2 separate regions of the Homo sapiens genome follow, and region 2 is linked to region 1. The links are chromatin loops, found by intact Hi-C in ENCODE. Cell type or tissue: OCI-LY7. All regions are shown on one strand. Each heading gives the region's core, and the rest is flanking DNA. Links, peaks and the distances in the headings are about the cores only. Region 1 overlaps TDRD5 (tudor domain containing 5). Region 2 overlaps AXDND1 (axonemal dynein light chain domain containing 1).

The links. A loop is a pair of places that touch in the nucleus more often than their neighbours do. Peaks named below come from ENCODE experiments on the same cell type or tissue, not always from the same donor. Only the 100,000 strongest peaks of a DNase experiment are listed, where the experiment ranks them.
Region 2: it touches region 1 in a loop (5-fold over the local background); 1 of 110 quality-filtered maps calls a loop at or near these places.

The regions. Positions count from the first base shown.
Region 1 is chr1:179,593,905-179,604,676 of GRCh38, forward strand. It overlaps TDRD5 (tudor domain containing 5), which reads left to right. Exons shown (of 18, transcript NM_001199085.3): 4 at 1,724-1,914. Among named protein-coding and RNA genes, the nearest start is that of TDRD5, 7.5 kb to the left of the region's middle. RefSeq lists an enhancer at 4,827-4,886. In OCI-LY7, for the core only: CTCF peaks have their summits at 5,931 (motif pointing left) and 6,135; DNase peaks (open chromatin) are centred at 4,907 and 5,927; H3K27ac peaks cover 609 bases.
Region 2 is chr1:179,431,550-179,442,321 of GRCh38, forward strand. It overlaps AXDND1 (axonemal dynein light chain domain containing 1), which reads left to right. Exons shown (of 26, transcript NM_144696.6): 15 at 718-793. Among named protein-coding and RNA genes, the nearest start is that of AXDND1, 71 kb to the left of the region's middle. RefSeq lists an enhancer at 9,705-10,205. In OCI-LY7, for the core only: no CTCF peak of the experiment used is centred there; DNase peaks (open chromatin) are centred at 5,862 and 6,882; H3K4me3 peaks cover 1,807 bases; H3K27ac peaks cover 2,924 bases.

The DNA of each region.
Region 1 (10,772 bases), core at 4,001-8,000:
ATAGAGGGGTGTGTAATCACTAAGGTCTATGAGTTCGTTAGAGTTGAAGCCTGGCTCTACTACTTGCCAGCTGAGTGGTCTCAGGCGAACTGTTCAATCTACTTAAGCCTTAGTTTTCCTCATCTTTAAAATAGAAATAACAGTATTTCCCTCTCAGGGTTGTGTTGAGGACCTTACATGAGGTGAGTTCTGTAAAATCTCTGGCATTTAGTAAGCTGATAATAAGTGGTAGCTATTATTATTTTAAAAACTACAAGATCAGCTCTCTCTAGAACACTGTAAATGAACTTTACATGAATGTGTTCATATAAATAAGCTATATGGAAAATGAAAAGTTAAAATACTTAAATTATTAGCCTTAACCCTTCTAATCTTTGCCATCACTGGGGCTTATCCTAGGAGACACTTTGGTAACTTTTGTGGTGTAATAATAACCACCTTATCTGTATAGCATTTTACCTTGCATTCTCATTACCATACTAGGTAGGGTAAGTAACTGTGTCTTATAGATAGGGAGATCAAAGCTAAGGAAAATTAAATGGCTTTTCTAAAGTCACATGGCTGGAAAAGTGGTACAGCTAGAGTTAGATACCCAGCTCTTATTGCTGCCCATCCAGTGAATTTCTGCCCAAATGCTGTGTCTATTAAAGGCTCAAGAGACCAGTGTGACCATCTGGGTAGTATCTCCCTTGACAATGTACAGTTTACACACTGAGCATAGGCGGAGCCTACTTGGGAGAATTCTATGCTTATTTCAGTGATTTTCTTTTTCTCCAACTTCTGCATTTAGATTAACATAGGTGAACCAAGAGGATGTGTCACAAGTTTATAAACCAATATTTACACTGTGGTAGGTGATGTAGTTTGAGGATATGAGGATATACTTGGATAGGGAAGGCTCTGGAGGCCACTAAGTGTTTCAAGTCTAGCCCTCAACTTTATCAGTATTCTTGAAGTCCTAAAACTTGGGAAGACTAACTCATACTATTACACTTGCAAGAGATTGAGTTGTAGAAAGCACTTTACCAATTTATTGAATAGTGGGGGGTGAATATTCCTTTCCAGTGATTTTGTTCATGTTCTCCATCCATGGTTCCTACTTCTGTCATCAGGATATCTTGAAGTCAACTGTTGTTTTTTTGTTTTTTGTTTTTGTTTTTTTTTGGTGAACTTGACCTTAGGGTAAAGGAAGAGCTAGGCTGTGGTGAAGTCTGGTGATGTATCTTTCATGTCATGCAACAGAATACACCTCTCCAGTGGTATTCCCCCTTCCTACAAATCTTGAAGAATTTATATTTTATATTTTATTCTGTAGCTTTTCATCCTCCCAGAACTGTGGTACTACTACTAGTGGTTATCCAGTTTGAAAAGCATAGTGCTAAGCAGGCTCCTTGGAGACTTTTTTGTCTCCTAAATGGGATACAGCTTTTTACATATTGAATCCCACCTCTCTATAATTAGATTCAGGTGACCTTAAGTGGACTTTTAGATAGCCCCAAGCTTTTGGTAACACTTAATGATCTCTGTCTTCCTCTATGGATGACTAATAACTTACACTATATGTAAGTTTTGGCTTGATGTAAAAATGTCAGCTTTCTTTTCTTAATTTTTGCTTCTAAGTTGAAGGCAGTTAGCTCACAGTAGCCTCTGTATGTAGCCACCGGAAAATGAAATAGAAGTTGCTAGTGACAATTTTTCTTTCTTCTTCTATTACTCACAAAAGGTAAAATTTTTACCCAGCCATTTAGAATGAAACAAGGGTCATACTCCACAGGCTTTCCGGTAGCAAAGCCATGCTTTTCACAACCCACTTCAAACATGGAACCACCGAAGCAAATAATGAGCATGGAAAAGACTTCCAAGTTAAATGTAGTGGAGACTTCAAGACTGAATCACACTGAAAAATTAAACCAGGTGAGAGATAAGAATTTGGAGATATAAATATACGATGTTTTTAAATTCAGTGGTGTTAACACTTTGATCTGATGGAAAAGTTGACCTTTTAAAAACTGAAGTCATTCACTTATTTCAAATTTGACTAAGCATTTCCTATGGTTCTGTAGATTAGTAAGAAGTGAGAAGTGGAGTGAAAGAAGAGTACAATTTTATCAACTCCACAGTTTCCACTATTTTCTGCAAATGACTCCCAACTCCCAAATCTGTATCTCTAGTTCCAGTTCCTCACCAAAGTTACAGAAGCATATTTGCAATTTACCTCACAAATATCTTCTGAATGGCTGTCCCTGAGCATAATAATCCTGGTATTTTTCTGTGACTGTAATGCTGAAGGACTTTGAATAAAAACTATTAGAATATAACCAATAAATGCCTGACTAAATCATCATGTTAACAACTTAAGTTAGAGCTCAGAATGAGCACGTGGAAATTAAGTTCAAAACATGAAAATGCCTGATTTCTACTAAAATTAGCTTTAGTAACATAATTTACATGTAGTAAAATTTACTCATTTTAAGTGCACAGTTCGAGTTTTGATTAATATATAATTATACAATCACCATCAAAATAAAAAACAGAACATTTCCATCATCCCCAAAAAAGCTCCTTCATGCCACTTTGTAGTTTCTTTCCCCAACTGCAGCCACAGACAACCACTGCTTTCTATGATTTTGGCTTTCCAGGAATTTCATATAAATGGAATCAAACAATATCTAATCTTTTGTGTTTGGCTTCTTTAACTTAGTAGAATACTTCTGAGGTTTATCCAAGATGTATATATCAGTAATTTGTTCCTTTTTCTTGTTTAGTGTTAGTCCATTATACAGATACACGTAAATTTGTTATACCTTCCCCATTAGATGACATTTGGGTTATTTCCTCTTTGGTCCTTTACTTATAAAGCCACTGTCATTATTTGCATACATCTTGTATGGCCATAGTTCATTTCTCTTGTGTAAATACCTGGGGGTTGGATTACTGCATCATATAGTAAGTGTATGTTGATAAGAAATTACCATTGTTTTCCAAAGTGGCTGTATGACTTTCCTTTCCCATTAGATATGTATGAGAGTTGTAGTTGTTACACATCTTTGTTAACATTTGGGATTGTCAGTTTTAAAAATATTAGCCATTTGAGTGGGTGTGTAGTGCTATCTCATGGTTTTAAGTTGGATCATAATAATCTAATGATAATGTTGAGCATCTTTTCACATGCGTGTTTGCCATTTGTATTTCCTTTTTGAAGTGTCTATTCAAATATTTTGCCCATTTTATAAAACTGTGTTGTCATTGTATTGAATTGGAAAAATTTACATATTCTAGATGTAAGTCCTTATCAGAGGCGTGTTTTGTAAATATTTTCTCCTGGCCGATGTTTGCTTCTTCATTTCCTTAATCCTGTCTGTTGTGGAAAAGTCTTTAATTTTGATACAGTCTAATTTATTCATATTTTTCTTTCTTTTCTTTTTTTCTTTTTTTTTTTTTTTTTGATAGGGAGTCTCACCTTGTCACCCAGGCTGGAGTGCAATGGTGCGATCTCGGCTCACTGCAACTTCCGTCTCCCGGGCTCAAGTGATTCTCCTGCCTCAGCCTCCTGAGTAGCTGGGATTACAGGCGTCAGCCACCACACCTGGCTAATTTTTGTATTTTTATTAGAGACAGGGTTTCACCATGTTGGTCAGGCCGGTCTTGAACTCCTGACCTCAGGATCTGCCTGCCTCAGCTTCCCAAAGTGCTGGGATTGCAGATGTGAGCCACCACGCCTGGCCCATATTTTTCTTTTATTCTTGCCTATCTAATGGATTTTAATCGAAGTTACAAGTTTTTCTCCTACGTTTTTCTTGAAGTTTTATGTTTTCAGTTCTTATATTTAGGTATATTATCCATTTCAAGCCAGATTTGCCTAAGGTACCAGGCATGGATCAAAGTTTTCTGCATATAGACAGTTATTCCTTATTAATTTGGCACCTCCATTCACCTCACACATGTGTAGTTCTATTTTGAGACTCTGTTCAGGTCCATTTATCTACATTTCTGTTTTTGCCAATACTGTACTATCTTTATTCCTGTAGCTTTATAATATCTTTGTCATATATAGTCCTGTGTCAATGACAGGGATATGATCTGAGAAGTGTGTTGTTAGGTGATTTTATCATTGTATGATCATCATAGAATGCAGTTACATAAACCTAGGTGGTATATAGCCTACTACACACCTAGGCTATATGGTATAGCCTATTGCTCATAGGCTACAAACCATTATAGCATGTTATTGGACTGAATGCTGTAGGCAGTTGTAACACAACGGGGTATTTGTGTATCTAAACATAGAAAAGGTACAGAAAAAATACAGTATTATAATCTTGTGGGACCACCATCATACAGGTGGTCTATTGTTGACCATAAGTCATAATGCAGCCCATGACTGTAGTTAAGTCTTGCAACTTTGTTATTTTTCAAAAGTGCTTTGGATATTCTAGGTTTGCATTTGCAGATACATTTAATTTGATACAAATCAACTTGTCAGTTTCTGCCAGAAATAAATAAGATTGTGATCTTCATTAGAATCACATTGGATCTATAGATATGTTTGGGGGGAAAATGACATCTTAACAGTATCAAGTCTGCTGATTCAAAAGCATGGTATATCTTCATTTATTTAGGTCTTTACATTCTCTCAGCAATGTTTTATAGTTTTCAATGCATAAAGCTTGCGCATATTTTGTTAAACTTATCCTTTACACCTTTCATATTTTTTAGCTATTATAAATGGTATTTAAAATTTCTAATCATTGCTAATAGAAAATCAATTGGTTTTTTTTTTTTTGGGTATGTTGACCTTGTATCCTGTGACCTTGAGTCATGGTACTTGATAAACTCAGTTCTGTAATTCAAATCATTCTAGCAGCTATTTTGTAGAGTTTGGATTTTCTGCATAGACCGTCATGCCATCTGAGAGTAAAGACAGTTTTACTTCCTCCTTTTCAATCTATCTGCCTTTCCTCCAACCCTTACCACACAGTGTAGGCTCTCTAGTATTATATAATATTATATAAATGTGAGAGTGGAAAATCTTGACTTGTTCCTAACTATATGGGGAAAATATTCAGTCTTTCATAATTATGATATTAACTGTAGCTTTTTAGATGCCTTTTATCAGGTTGAGAAAATTCCCTCCTATTCCTAGTTTCTCAGAATTTTTTTCCTGAATGTATGTTGAATTTTGTCATGTTCTTTCTCCATACATTGAAATTATTATAGGACTTTTGTTTTTTAAAAATTTCTTTTCTTGGTTTTATATTCAGCCAACCTTATATTTCTGGATGAATCCTGCTTGGTCATCATATAGTATCCTTTTTATATGTTGCTACCTTCAGTTTGCTAATATTTTAAGGGTTTTGCATTTATGTTTATAAGATATATTCTGTAGTTTTCTTGTAATGCTTTTATCTGGTTTTGGAATCATTTTAATACAGGCCTCTTGTGAAAGGAGTTGGGAAGTTTTTTTCCACCTCTTTATTCTGAAAGAGTTTGTGTAGCATTGGTATTTGTTTTTCTTAAATATTTCATAGGATTTATCAGTGAACCAAATTGGAGCTTTCTTTGCAGAAAGGTTTTAAACAACAAATTCAGTTTCTTTAACAGATATAGGGCTATTTTGTATTTTATGCTTTCTTTTTTTTTTTTTAAATGAGCCTTGGTACCTTGTCTTTCGAGGTGCTGTCCATTTCATCTAGGTTGTCAAATTTATTGAAATAAAGTTGTTCATAATGTTCTCCCAGTAACATTTTAAGGTCTTTAGGGTCTGTGATGCTTGCTCTTTATCTGTCTCTATCTCTCTCATACACATATCAGTCTCACTAAAGATTTATTCACTTATACACAGTCATGCACCACATAATGACACTTGTGTCAACAAGACTGCATGTGCAACAGTAGTTCCACAAAATTATAACAGAACTGGAAAATTCCTGCCACCTGGTGGTGATGTAGCTGTTGTAACAACATAGTGCAATGCAACACTTACATTTGTGGTGACAGTCATATATATAGCACAATTATGTACAATACATAATAGTTGATAATGACAATCAACAACCATGTTATGGGTTTGTGTTTTTACTGTACTTTGTACCATTATTTTAGAGTGCACTCCTTACTAAAAAAATTAATTGTAAAACAGCTTCAGGCATTTCCTTCAGGAAGTATTCCAGAAGGAAGGCATTGTTATCATAGGTGATGACAGCTCCATGCATATTATTGTCCCTGAACACCTTACCACATGACAAGATAAATTTAGTATAGCCTAAGTGTATGATGTTTATAAAGTCTACAGTAGTGTACAATAATGTCCTAGGCCTACACATTCACCACCCACTCACCCAGAGCAACGTACAACCCTGCAAGCTCCATTTATGGTAAGTACTTTATACAGATGTGCCATTTTATCTTTTATACTGTATTTTTACTGTACCTCTTGTGTTTAGATACACAAATGCTACTGTGTTACAGTTACCTATAGTATTCAGTACAGTAACATGCTGTACAGGTTTGTAGCCTAGGAGCAATAAGCTGTACCATATATCCTAGGTGTGTAGTAAGGTTATACCATCTAGGTCTGTGTTACGTACATTCTATGTTTGTACAACAATGAAATCACCTAATAATGCATTTCTCAGAATGTATCCCCATTGTTAAAAGATGCATGGCTGTATTTTTCAAAGAACAAGTTTTTAGTTTTGATAATTTTTTTTATTTTTCCACTTTTTATTTCATTGATTTCTGTTCTCATTGTTTTGTAACTTCTGTTTACTTTGGGTTAATTTCCTCTTTGCTCTTAAGGTAGAAGTTTGGTCATTGATTTTGCTCCCTTTTTAATGTAAACATTTAAGGTTATAAATTTCTTCTAAGTATTGCTATAGCTACATCTCCCAAACTTTGATATGAAATTCAAATTTGATAGGAAAACTCATTTTCAGGTCAAAATTTACTAATCTCCCTTTTGGTTTTTTCTTTGTATCATGGATTATTTAGAAGTGTGTTGTTTAATATCCAAATATTTGGGGATTTTTTTCAGAGATGTTTCTGTTCGAATTTCATTGTGGTCCAACAACATAGATTTCATTCCTTATATATTTATTGAGACTCATATGGCTCAGAATATGTTTATCTAGGTAAATGTTTCATAATTCACTTCAAAAGAATATGTATTTTGCTATATTTGAGTATAATATTCTATAAATGTCAATTAAGTCAGTTATGTCATTGATTTCTTTTTAACTTTTTTAATGAACTACTGAGGGAGGAGTATTGAAATTTTCAAACATAATTATAGATTTGTCTATTTTACCTTTTAGTTCAGTTGGTTTATGGTTTGGCTATTTTGTTTTTTGGGTTTTTGTTTGTTTGTTTTATTATTTTCCACAGGTGGTTGAGGTACAGGTGGTATTTGGTTACATGAGTAAATTCTTTAGTGGTAATTTGTGATATTTTGGTGCCCCCATCACCCAAGCAGTATACACTGCACCCTATTTGTAGTCTTTTATCCCTCACCCCCTTCCTACCCTTCCCCTCATGTCCCCAAAGTCTTTGTATCATTCTTATGCCTAGGCGTCCTCATAGCTTAGTTCCCACATATCAGTGAAAACATGATGTTTAGTTTTCCATTCCTGAGTTACTTCACTCAGAATAATAGTCTCCAGTCTCATCAAGGTCACAGCAAATGCCACTGATTCATTCCTTTTTTATGGCTGAGTAGTATTCCATTGTATATAGATACCATAGTTTCTTTATTCACTTGTTGATTGATGGGCATTTGGGTTGGTTCCATGATTTTGCAATTGCAATTTGTGCTGCTATAAATGTGCATCTGCAAGTATCTTTTTCGTATAATGATTCCTCTGGGTAGATACCCAGTAGTGGGATTGCTGGATCAACTGGTAGTTCTACTTTCAGTTCCTTTTGAGATGGAGTCTTGCTCTGTCGCCCAGGCTGGAGTGCAGTGGCACAATCTTGGCTCACTGCAGCCTCCATCTCCTGGGTTCAAGCAGTTCTCCTGTCTCAGCCTCCCGAGTAGCTGGGACTACAGGCACACGCCATCACGCCCAGGTAATTTTTTGTATTTTAGTAGATATGGGGTTTCACCATGTTGTCCAGGCTGGTTGTGAACTCCTGAGCTCAGGCAGTCCACCCACCTCGGCCTCCCAAAGTGCTGGGATTACAGGCATAAGCCACCGTACCTGGCCTACTTTTAGTTCTTTAAGGAATCTCCACAGTGTTTTCCTTAGCAGCTATACTAGTTTACATTCCCACCAGCAGCATAGAAGTGTTCCCTGTTAACCGCATTCATGCCAACATCTGTTTTTTGATTTTTTGATGATGGCCATTCTTGCAGGAGTAAGGTAGTATCTCATTGTGGTTTTGATTTGCATTTCCCTGATCATTAGTGATGTTGAGCATTTCTTCATATGTTTGTTGGCCATTTGTATATCTTCTTTTGAGAATTGTCAATTCATGTCCTTAGCCCACTTCTTGATGGGATTGCTTGTTTTTTTTCTTACTGATGGGTTTTTGGTCATGAAATCCTTGCCTAAGCCAATGTCTAGAAGGGTTTTTCCAATGTTATCTTCTAGAATTTTTATAGTTTCAGGTCTTAGGTTTAAGTCCTTAATCCATCTTGAGTTGATTTTTGTGTAAGGTGAGAGATGAGGATCCAGTTTCATTCTCCTACATGCGGCTAGCCAATTATCCCAGCACCATTTGTTTAAAAGGGTGTCCTTTCCCCACTTTATATTTTTGTTTGTTTTGTCAAAGATCAGTTGGCTGTAAGTATTTGGGTTTATTTCTGGGTTCTCTATTCTGTTCCATTGGTCTATGTGCTTATTTTTATACCAGTAGCATGCTTTTTTGTTGACTATAGCCTTATAGTATAGTTTGAAATAAGGTAGTGTTATGCTTCCAGATTTGTTCTTTTTGCTTAGTCTTGCTTTGGCTATGCGGGCTCTTTTTTGGTTCCATATGAATTTTAGAATTGTTTTTTCTAATTCTGTGAAGAATGATAGTGATATTATGATGGGGATTCCGTTGAATTTGTAGGTTGCTTTTGGCAGTATGGTCATTTTCACAATATTGATTCTATCCATCCATGAGCATGGGATGTGTTTCCATTTGTTTGTTTCATCTATAATTTCTTTCAGCAGTGTTTTGTAGTTTTCCTTGTAGAGGTCTTTTGCCTCCTCGGTTAGGTATATTCCTAAGTATTTTGTTATTTTTGCAGCTATTGTGAAGGGGTTGAGTTCTTGATTTGACTCTCCGCTTGGTCACTTTTGGTGTATAGAAGGGCTACTGATTTGTGTACATTAATCTTGTATCTGGAAACTTTGCTTAACTCTTTTATCAGCTCTAGGATCTTTCTGGAGGAGTCTTTAGGGTTTTCAAGGTAAATGATCATATTGTCAGCAAACAATGACAATTTGACTTTCTCTTTACTGATTTGGATGTCCTTTATTTATTTTTCTTGTCTGATTGCTCTGGCTAGGACTTTCAGTACTATGTTGAAGAGGAGTGGTGAGAGTGGGCATCTTTGTCATCTTCCAGCTCTCAGAGGGAATGCTTTCAACTTTACCCATCCAGTATTATGTTGGCTGTGGGTTTGTCATAGATGGCTTTTATTACATTGAGCTATGTCCCTTGTGTACCGATTTTGCTGAGAGTTTTAATCATAAAGCAATGCTGGATTTTGTTGAATGCTTTTTCTGCATCTATTGAGTTGATCATGTGATTTTTGTTTTTAATTCTGTTTATGTGGTGTATCACATTTATTGACTTGCATATGTTAAACCATCCCTGCCTCCCTGGTATGAAACTCACTTGATCATGGTGGATTATCTTTTTGATATGTTGTTGCATTTGGTTAGCTAGTATTTTTGTTAAGGATTTTAGCATCTATGTTTATCAGGGATATCGATCTGTAGTTTTCTTTTTTTGTTATGTCCTTTCATGATTTTGGTATTAGGGTGATGCTGGTTTTATAGAATGAATTAGGGAGGCTTCCCTCTTTCTCTAGCTTGTGGAATAGTGTCAAAAGGATTGGTACCAATTCTTCTTTGAATGTCTATTAGAATTCTGCTGTGAATCTGTCTTCTCCTGGACTTTTTTTTGTTGGTAATTTTTAAATTACCATTTCAATTTCACTGTTTATTATTGGCTGTTCAGGGTATCCAATTCTTCCTGACTTAAGCTAGGCAGGTTGTATTTTTCCAGGAATTTATCCATGTCTTCTAGGTTTTCTAGTTTATGTGCATAAAGGTGTTTGTAGTAGCCTTGAATAATCTTTTGTATCTCAGTGGTGTCAGTTATAATATCTCCTGTTTCATTTCTTGATGAGGTTATTTGGATTTTCTCTCTTCTCTTCTTGGTTTATTTTTCTAATGGTCTATTAATTTTATTTATCTTTTCAAAGAACCAGCTTTTTGCTTCATGTATCTTTTGTATTTTTTTGTTGTTGTTAATTTCATTTAGTTCTGCTCTGATCTTGGTTATTTCCTTTCTTCTGCTGGGTTTGGGTTTGGTTTGTTTTTGTTTCTCTAGTTCCTTGAGGTATGACCTTAGAATGTCAGTTTGTGCTCTTTCAGCCTTTTTGATGTAGGCGTTTAGGGCTATGAAGTTTCCTCTTAGCACCACCTTTGCTGTATCCCAGAGTTTTTGATAGACCGTGTCATTATTGTCATTGAGTTTGAAGAATTTTTTAATTTCCATCTTGATTTCATTTTTGACCCAATGATCATTCAGGAGCAGGTAATTTTCCATGTATTTGC
Region 2 (10,772 bases), core at 4,520-8,519, 160 kb before region 1:
GATTTCTAAGGTTTTTTTTTTTTTTTAAATTTTAAGATGCTTTGTCTGTTAGGTAGCATTTCCATTTCAAATTGAGAATAATGGTTTCAGTTTTTCATACCCCCTTAAAGGTTTCCCCATTAGTAGATTTGGAAGTTCTGGAAGCTGAAGCTGGTATGTCTCCAAGCTGGCTGCTCCTGCCGTGTACCCATTTCTATTGTTTGTTGATTCTTAGCTGGGAGGTGTGCACGGGTGGCCATAGTTCTTGTCTCTTTAGCTTCAGAAGCTTATTTATCAATAGCTTTCACCTTGTGAGACTTCAGAGCCATTAAAGGAAATTGTTTTCTACCAGAAGTTGGGATTTCTGGCTTAAATGTTGAGTCTTAATCACTGTAAAGGCTTTCTTTCTATTTATATAGTGCTTTGACAGCTGCATTCAACAGATCTTCTGATAATGATCTGGTTTTTAATTCTCAAGACTCAAGAGACCACCCTTTAAAAAAAATACTCTTGTGGCCCATGGCCCTGTAACTTGATTGCTCAGGTCTGAATAGAATCTGAATTTATGTTTACAAATTTAATGATAAATACCTGTGGGGAGAGGGGCTGGACCTGGAAGGCATGCTTCAAAATTATTGAGGAGAAATATGTTAGTTGTTTAGTCTTTAGTGTGTGAACTGATGATCTTGTTTATGTCTTGTTCTGAGATGTTTCTCTTTTTTTTTTTCTTCTTTTCAGTGAAAAAGACATTTTATCCCCTAATAAGGGAAATATATTTAATTCAGTTCTTTTAGACTTCAAACAGTGGCAGAAGGTAAGACTTTTTAATAAAGAGCTTGGCAATCAAAGTGCTGATTGTAAACTTGGCATTCCGGACCTACAACTGAGGCACATCCCATCCTTTTTTTTTTTTGGGACGTTGTCTCACTCACTGTCGCCCAGGCTGGAGCGCAGTAGTGTGATCTTGGTTCACTACAACTTCCACCTCCTGAGTTCAAGCGATTCTCCTGCCTCAGCCTCCCAAGTAGCTAGGATTACAGGCATGTGCCACCACGCTTGGCTAATTTTTGTATTTGTAGTAGATACAAGGTTTCACCATGTTGGCCAGGATGGTCTTGAACTCCTGACCTGAAGTGATCCACCCACCTCGGCCTCCCAAAGTGTTGGGATTACAGGTGTGAGTCACCATGCCCGACCACATCTCATTCTTTAAAAATGCCATATTAGGGGCCGGGCACGGTGGCTCACACCTGTAATTCCAGCTACTTAGAGGCTGAGGCAGGAGAATCACTTGAACCAGGGAGTCACAGGTTGCAGTGAGCCGAGATTGCACCACTGCACTCCAGCCTGGGCAACACAGCAAGACTCCATCTCAAAAAAAAAAAATGCAATGTTAAGTTTTATGAACAACAAGGAAAAAAGCAAGTGCTCAGGGACTTTAAAAAATATGCTTAAATATTCTCAGTTCTATTTCAGATTTTTGGGTCAAATTAAGTTAGGCTGCTAGAAAAGAAATCAGGAATTTGTTATTGGTCTGTTCAGGGATTCAACTTCTTACTGGTTTCGTCTTGGGAGGGTGATGTGTCCAGGAATTTATCCGTTTCTTCTAGATTTTCTAGTTTATTTGCATAGAGGTGTTTATAGTATTCTCTGATGGTAGTTTGTATTTCTGTGGGATCAGTAGTGATTTCTCCTTTATCATTTTTTATTGTGTCTATTCGATTCTTCTCTCTTCTTTATTAGTCTAGCTAGTGGTCTATTTTGTTAATTTTTTCAAAAAAAATAGCTCCTGGATTCATTGATTCTTTGAAGGGTTTTTCACATCTCTATTTCCCTCAGTTCTGCTCTGATCTTAGTTGTTTCTTGCCTTCTGCTAGCTTTTGGATTTGTTTGCTTTTGCTTCTCCAGTTATTCTAATTGTGATGTTAGGGTGTTGATTTGAGATCCTTCTAGTTTTCTGATGTGGGCATTTAGTGCTATAAATTTCCATCTTAACGCTGCTTTAGCTGTGTCCCAGACATTCTGGTGTGTTGTCTCTTTGTTCTCATTGGTTTCAAAGAACTTCTTGATTTCTGCCTTAATTTCATTATTACCCAGGAGTCATTCAGGAGCAGGTTGTTCAATTTCCATGCAGTTGTATGGTTTTGAGTGAGTTTCTTAATCCTGAGTTCTAATTTGATTGCACTGTGGTCTGGGAGATTGTTTGTTATGATTTCAGTTCTTTTGCATTTTCTGAGGAGTGTTTTACTTCCAATTGTGTGGATGATTTTAGAATAAGTGCCATGTGGCACTGAGAAGATTTGTTGATTTGGGGTTGAGAGTTCTGTAGATGTCTATTAGATCTACTTGATCCAGAGCTGAGTTCAAGTCCGAAATATCCTTGTTAATTTTCTGTCTCATCAATCTGTCTAATATTGACAGTGGGGTGTTAAAGTCTCCCACTACTATTGTGGAGTCTAAGTCTCTTTGTAGGTCTCTAAGAACTTGTTTTATGAATCTGGGTGCTTCTGTGTTGGGTGCATACATATTTAGGATAGTTAGCTCTTTCATTGAATTGATCCCTTTACCATTATGTAATGCCCTTCTTTGTCTTTTTTGATCTTTGTTGGTTTAAGGTCTATTTTGTCAGAGACTAGTGTTGCAACCCCTGCTTTTTTTGCTTTCCATTTGCTTGGTAATTAATAACCTACCAACCAAAAAAAGCCAAGGACCACACAGATTCACAGCCAAATTCTACCAGAGGTACAAAGAGGAGCTGTTACCATTTCTTCTGAAACTATTCCAAACAATTGAAAAGGAGGGACTCCTCCTTAACTCATTTATGAGGCCAGCATCATCCTGATACCAAAACCTGGCAGAGACACAACAAAAAAAAGAAAACTTCAGGCCAGTATCCCTGATGAACATTGATGCGAAAATCCTCAATAAAATACTGGCAAACCGAATCCAGCAGCACATCAAAAATCTTATCCACCATGATCAAGTCGGCTTTATCCCTGGGATGCAAGGGTGATTCAACATACACAAATCAATAAATGTAATCTATCACATAAACAGAACCAATGACAAAACCCACATGATTATCTCAGTAGTTGCAGAAAAGGCCTTTCACAAAATTCAACATCCCTTTATGTTAAAAACTCTCAATAAACTAGGTATTGATAGAACATATCTCAAAATAATAAGAGCTATTTATGTCAAACCCACAGCCAATATCATACTGAATGGGCAAAATCTGGAAGCATTCCCTTTGAAAAGACAAGGGTACCCTCTCACCTCTCCTATTCAACATAGTATTGGAAGTTCTGGCCAGGACAATCAGGCAAGATAAAGAAATAGAGAGTATTCACATAGGAAGGGTAGAGGTCAAATTATCTCTGTTTGCAGTTGACATGATTCTATGTTTAGAAAACCCCATCGTCTCAGCCCCAAAACTCCTTAAGCTGATAAGCAACTTCAGCAAAATCACAGGAAACAAAATCAACGTGCAAAAATCACAAGCATTTCTATGCACCAACAATATACAAGCAGAGAGCCAAATCATGGATTAACTCCCATTCATAGCTGCTAAAAAGAGAATAAAATACCTAGGAATACAGCCAATAAGGGATGCGAAGGACCTCTTCAAGGAGAACTACAAAACACTGCTCAAGGAAATAAGAGAGAACTGAAACAAATGGAAAAACATTCCATCCTCATGGATAGGAAAAATCAATATTGCGAAAATGGCCATACTGCCCAAAGTAATTTATAGATTCAATGCTTTTCCCATCAAGTTAGCATTGACATTCTTCACAGAATTAGAAAAGACTACTTTAAATTTCATATGGAACCAAAAAAGAGCGCATATTGCTAAGACAATCCTAAGAAAAAGAACAAAGCTGGAGGCATCATGCTACCTGATTCAAACTATGCTACAAGATGACAGTAACCAAAACGTCATGGTACTGGTACCAAAACAGACATATAGACCAATGGAATAAAACAAACAGAGACCTGAGAAATAACACCACACATCTACAACCATCTGATATTTGACCAACCTGACAAAAACATGCAATGGGGAAAAGGTTCTGTTTAATAAATGGTGCTAGGAAAACTGGCTAGTCATATGCAGAAAACTGAAACTTGACCCCTTCCTTACATCTTATATAAAAATTTACTCAAGATGGATTAAAGACTTTAAAATCCCAAACAATAAAAACCCTAGAAGAAAATCTAGGCAATACCATTCAGGACATAGGCATGGGCAAAGATTTTATGATGAAAATGCCAAAAGCAATTGCAACAAAAACCAAAATTGACAAATGGGATCTAATTAGACTAAAGACCTTTTGCATAGCAAAATAAACTATCATCAGAGTGAACAGGCAGCCTACAGAATGGGAGAAAAGTTTTGCAATCTATCCATCTGACAGAGGTCTAATATCCAGAATCTATAAGGAACTTAAACAAATTTACAAGAAAAAAAAATGAACAACCCCCTCAAAAAGTGGGCAAAGGATATGAACAGACATTTCTCAAAAGAAGACATTTATGTGGCCAACAAACATGAAGAAAAAAAAAGCTCAACATCACTGATAATTAGAGAAATGCAAATCAAAACCACAATGAGATACATCTCATGCCAGTCAGAATGGTGATTATTAAAAAGTCAAGAACCAATAGATGCTGGTGAGGCTGTGGAGAAATGGGAATGCCTTTACATTGTTGGTGGGAATGTAAATTGGTTCAACCATTGTGGAAGACAATGTAGTGATGCCTCAAGGATCTAGAACTAGAAATACCATTTGACAGCAATCCCATTACTGGGTATATACCCAAAGGAAGATAAATCATTCTACTGTAAAGACACGTGCACATGTATATTTATTGCAGCACTATTTACAACAGCAAAGACATGGAACCAACCCAATGCCCATCAATGGTAGACTGGATAAAGAAAATGTGGTACATATACACCATGAAATACCATGCAGCCATAGAAAGGAATGAGATCATGTCCTTTGCAGGGACATGGATGAAGCTGGAAGCCATCATCCTCAACAAACTAACACAGGAACAGAAAACAAAACACTGCTTGTTCTCACTCATAACTGGGAGTTGAACAATGAGCACACATGGACACAGGAAGGGGAAAAACCACACACTGGAGCCTGTTGGAGGGTGCAGGGGCAAGGGGAAGGAGGGCATTAGGACAAATAGCTAATGCATGCTTGGCTTAAAACCTAGATGATGAGCTGATAGGTGCAGCAAACCACCATGGCACACGTATACCTGTGTAACAAACCTGCACATTCTGCACATGTATCCCCAAACTTAGAGTAAAAAAAAAAAAGTCTATGTTGAACACAAAAAGCTCGGTAGATATCAGCTTTACACTTTTTTCTTCTTTGAATATATATTTGCTTATGCAGGGTAAAGATTAGTAACTTTTGCTTTCATGTGTAGCTTAAAATGACAGCTCTACTGTATATTACATTGTAAAGCTTTGTTTCTCCCAACATATGTCTTCTTCATCTATAAAAGAGACACTCACTGAAAAAAAAAAAAAAAAAAGGAAAGAAATTAGGAAAATCTCCTTGGGTGGCAGTGAGTGTAACCCGCACAGACCTAGGGGGACTGAACAAAGGGGGGCAAATGTGGGAATAAAAGACAAAAGAGTATATTTGGAAGAAGGGGTCGGGGGCACCTTGCCTCTAGTGGACAAGGACCCTGAGCTTTACAAAGCCCTCTGTATTTATTAGGCAAAAGAGATAGCGAGAAAGGGGGCGGGTGATTGTCGGGTAATTGTCAGTGGGCCATTTGGTTCTCAGCAGGCTTGCGAGACTGCATCCTTTGAACAATAGGTGCTAGATTTCTCAGTAGGTAACTTCAAGGAGCCTGGTGGCAGGGAGTGATGTCCTTCAGCAAACCTTTTGGTGGCAGGCGCAGTGTGAGTTTGCTCACATCCTGCCTTCATGATAAAGTTTGCTGTTTGATCATATAGCCGCCAGTGGAATGCTGAGTTGGTCACATCCCACAGGCCTTTGGCTCCCTACATATCCCCCTTTCTGTTTATGTATTAATTGAAAGAATGTAAGGCCAGGCTGGGCAGCTCTCATTTTCCAATTGGCGGTCCATCCGATTTTACAGACTATGAACAGAAGACAGAGACAAAACAACATTATTCCAAGAACTACATATAAGATGTTAAGGTGGTGCTTCAGATAGGTCCAAGGGTTGAGGCTCTCCAGGCCTTGCTGGAATTCAGTCCAGTCTTCAAAAGAAGGCTGAAATTCTTGAGTTTACCTATTTAAATCAAGAATTTTGTTTTGCAATTCACCAATATTAAAGGTAATGGCCGGGCATTGTGGCTCATGCCTGTAATCCCAGCACTTTGGGAGGCTGAGGTGGGTGGATCACCTCAGGTCAGGAGTTCAAGACCAGCCTGACCAGTATGGTGAAACCCTGTCTCTACTACAAATACAAAAATTAGCCAGGCATGGTGGCAGGTGACTATAATCCCAGCTACTCAGGATGCTGAGGCTGGAGAATTGCTTGAACCTGAGAGGCAGAGGTTGCAGTGAGCCAAGATCGTGCCACTGCACTCCAGCCTGGGCCACAGAGTGAGACTCCATCTCAAAAATAAGTAAATAAATAAATAAATAAATACATAAAAATAAAACAAAGGTGATGTTGGATGTGAAAGCTACCGGCAAATCGGCTTTCACAAGGTCCCACAGATACTTTGGTTATATTCTACGTTGGTGACACAAATATGAGTGTGATTAAAATGACAATGCATTTGCTGCTGCAACTGCAAGCTTTGTACTTGTTCCCCTAACCATAGGACCGTGGATTTTAACATTACCACTTCAATTTGTAACTCAGTGTTAATTTTATTCTGAAGTGGCCACGCTTGGTCGGCTGTGTGCATCCACTTCTTCAGGTACTGAGCTCTTTGAATAGAATCATGCAAAGCTACAGAGGACATCACAACAGAAGTTATTAGTGTGACCAAGGAAACAATAGCAAAAATTATCATGCTTAAGGCTCTAGGACACGATGAGTAAGCTGAGTTAGAAGTTTCACAAAATGCAAAGCAGGTGTGGCAGCCCAAGGCTCAGACAGATTAACAGGAATCCGTAGCCCAGGGATGCGACCTAAAAACCAAAAACCTGAAAGTAGGGATATTATGTGTTTGCAATGTGCTATGATTAATGCAGTGATATAACTGGCAAGATTTGCAGGTCAATTGGGTATTGTTTACCTGGAGCTGGTCCTTCCTAGCTGCCAAAAAAAGCGACTGTGTCGCTTACCATTGCTATTATTGGATAATATTCCAACCCAGATGTTGCCATTCATAAATGGGAGTGCTGCCTTCTATATCGTCTCTTGAATTGGTCCTTTCCTCCCTGGATAATGCCAGAGGAAAAGGTGGGCTAAAGCCTGCTCCATGCCAAGCAATCTGGGCGGCAGACTGGGATTGGATCTCGGTGTTGTATAAAGAAGAAGCATTAAAAGCTTGCTACCAATGCCAGCGAAGTTTGTGCTATGATTTCTGATTTTCATCTTTTCCATCTAATTGACCTTTAGGTCTCCAATCCACAATGTCTCCAGTTACCATAGATTGTTTTCTAGCCAGTGGACCAAGACACTGGGCCCACAGAAGGGGATAGGAGCTATTGAATGGAATCTATTCTGTATAATCAGCACAATTAGGGCGACTGGGCCAGGAATGGTTGGTGAGCACACCAGTTACATTAATAGAACCAAGACCTAATAAGTACATAATTTTTCCATAGTGACTCAACCATGTTTGAGCTTGAATTGTAAGACAGCTATGGCTGAGCGATGTCTGTGTAGTGATACACAAAGGAAGTCCTTCCAGTGGAAGGTATAATTAATGACATTATTCTGAGAATCTAACTGTTCTATGTCAGGGGGAGTTAGGGGTCCTGGAGCCTACTCTCCCTGATCATGACAAATCTCAGGAGGAGTTTCACTCCAAAGTTTAGGTCGTACTGCTGGGGGATTGGGAACATATGCCCAGTATGTTTTTGCCTCTGCACAGGGAAAACATACTGCACAGGACATTATGGCTAACATGGCCAAGAATATGGAATCAGGGGTTTTTGCCTGTCCCTGATGCTCCAGTAGTTTCTCAGCTTCCTGCATGGTTTTCTTGAGTTGTCCCCAGGTTATGAGGGTTGATGTCATCGTGACCCTTGTCAGCCTTCTCTCCGTCTTTGCACTCAGGCTCAGCTGGCTCATGGCTCGTACCGGAGGGACCGGGCCCATGGTTGGCCACCCTGGGTTCCTCCAGTCTCCCATTCCATGGCCACACGCACCTTGAGGGCACCCACATGGTTTCTCCATCTCCTGTAAAAACACAAGCATACCCTTGTCCCTACGTCAGTAAATCCACTGGACCTTTCCATTGTCCTTCTTCTGCAGATATCCGTAACATTTTCGGATAAATTTTCCTCTTTTCCTCTAACACTTGCCAGTGTCTTTCTGCTGGAGTCTTATCATTTGTACCAGGAGTCAAAAAATTTAAAGTAAATAAAGCTAAATATAGTTTTGATTGAGGTGGCAGTTGGCTTCCTATACCCCCTTTTTGTCTTTTCAACATGCATTGTAATGTTTGATGTGCCCACTCTATAATGCCTTGTCCTCTAGGATTATAAGGAATTCCTATTTTGTGGGTTATAGCCCAAAGCTGTAAGAAATTTTGAAAAGCATACTAGTATAAGCAGATCCATGGTCAGTTTTAATTGTTCAGGTATCCCATATGAGCAACTGATGACAGACAATGTCACTGTACATGACCAGCTGTCTCACCTGTTTGGCATGTAGCATGCAGCATATGAGAATAAGTGTCTATAGTCACATGAACATAGCTGAGCTTAGCAAAGGTTGCTATGTGTGTAACATCCATTTGCCAAATTTCATTTGGAGCCAAACCTCATAGGTTACAGCATTCTACAGGTGTGGCTCCAGGGAGACATGCTGGCAAGTAGGACTGGCTTGTATTATAGCCCTAGCTTGGCTGTGACATAAATGGAACAGGCGAGTAAGGGCAGAAGTATTTTGGTGCAGCAGCGTGTGAGACACTTGAGCTTGCTGAAACACAGAACCAATCAATTTGTCTGCTTCTCATTACCTAGAGATAGTGGCCCAGAAAGTTGTGTGTGAGAGCAAATAAGAGAAATGTGAAGAGAAGCTGCACGAGAGCGAATAACTTGTTGAAGTCTTAAAAATAAATTCAGCAGTTCTGGGTCTAGTATACTTTTAATTGTAGCAGTTTCTATGCGACCGGCTACATTTACAGCATAAGCTGAATCACAGACAATGTTGATAGGATCTGAAGCTGTGAGCTCTAAAACCTGAATGACTGTAATTAGCTCTGAGTGTTGAGCTGAAACCCCAGAGGTCATTATTGTTTGAGTATGTTTTGGTCCACAGATAGTGGCACAACCTTTGGAAGGGCCATCAATAAAATAAGTTTGTCCACCTGGAGTAGGGTGAGGGAATCAATGTACCTCCGGGAACCCATCCCTGAAACGGGGTTGAGGTCTGGACTAGGAATACTCTTACTGTGTGTGGGGCCCAAGTCCAGGCCCTTGTCTCGTTACCCGGCAGGAGAGTGCCATTCTGATGAATTTTGAGCAGCACTGATTGGCCCATTGATTTCCTTTGTTACAGCAAGGACAAAGTCCTGCGTTTTTTCCGTTGGGTGGGGCACAGCATTGTAAGGTCCTTTCTATCCTAACATATGGCGGCATTCCTTTTTAAAATGTCCAGTTTTTCCACAATTATAACATTTTCCCATTTTAGGGCTTGACCTTTGGCTCCTTTTAGATTTGTCAACTGCCAAATTAGCCATTGCTTGTGCTAACACTGCAGAGCAATGAAGCTCAGTTCCTACATCCTGACAAGCTCTGAGAAAATTTCCCAAGTTTTTTGTACACCTCACCAGTGCCAGTGCACATTTCCAATCCGCATTTGCATTCTCAAAAGCTAGAGTTAAGGTTAGCATTTCTGCGGCCACGGTATGAGGAATCTGACGCTTCACTGCCTCTTGTAATCTTGCAAGTACTTGCACATAGGGTTCCTGTGACACTTACATGTATGTAAAAAAGATTGTACTGGGACTCCCTCTTCAGGAATTGTGGCCCAGGCACATTTAGCGGCCTGTACACACTGCTGATAAGCAGCATCTGGGAGTGCCATTTAACATTCCAGGTCTGAATAAGGGCTATTACCTAACAGCATATCCTCTGTAATGTCTCCATTTCCAGCAGCATGGTTCTGTCTAGCCTGGTCTGCAGACATTTCTTGCCAATTTAAATTCCATATCAGATATGCGCTAGCAGACAAGCAAGTTCACGCCAAGTGTTTCTCATCAAAGGGTAAAAGACGCATAGCACCAAACACAGATTCTAGCAATCTTAAGGTGAATGGGCTCTGTACGCTATTATTTATCACACTTACTTTTAATTCCTTTAACAACTTAAACTCTAGTGGAGTGTGTTCATGAATAACCTGCTGTGGATTATTTGGATCAGGCCTTACGGAACTAGGAAAAGCACAAGGTCCTAAGGGCTCTCCAGCTATGGCAGCACAGCGTAAAATTCTTTGTATTGGGGTTTCTATTTCTGCTACCAAACGAGGCCGTACAGATGTTTCTGCAACTGGAAGAGGCGGTATAGGCCACTTTTTATCCTCCCTCTCCTGTTTTTATTTTCAATTGGAGCTGTGGGTGGGACGACAGATTCTTTCAGATTTTTAGATTCAGCCTGCTGTCC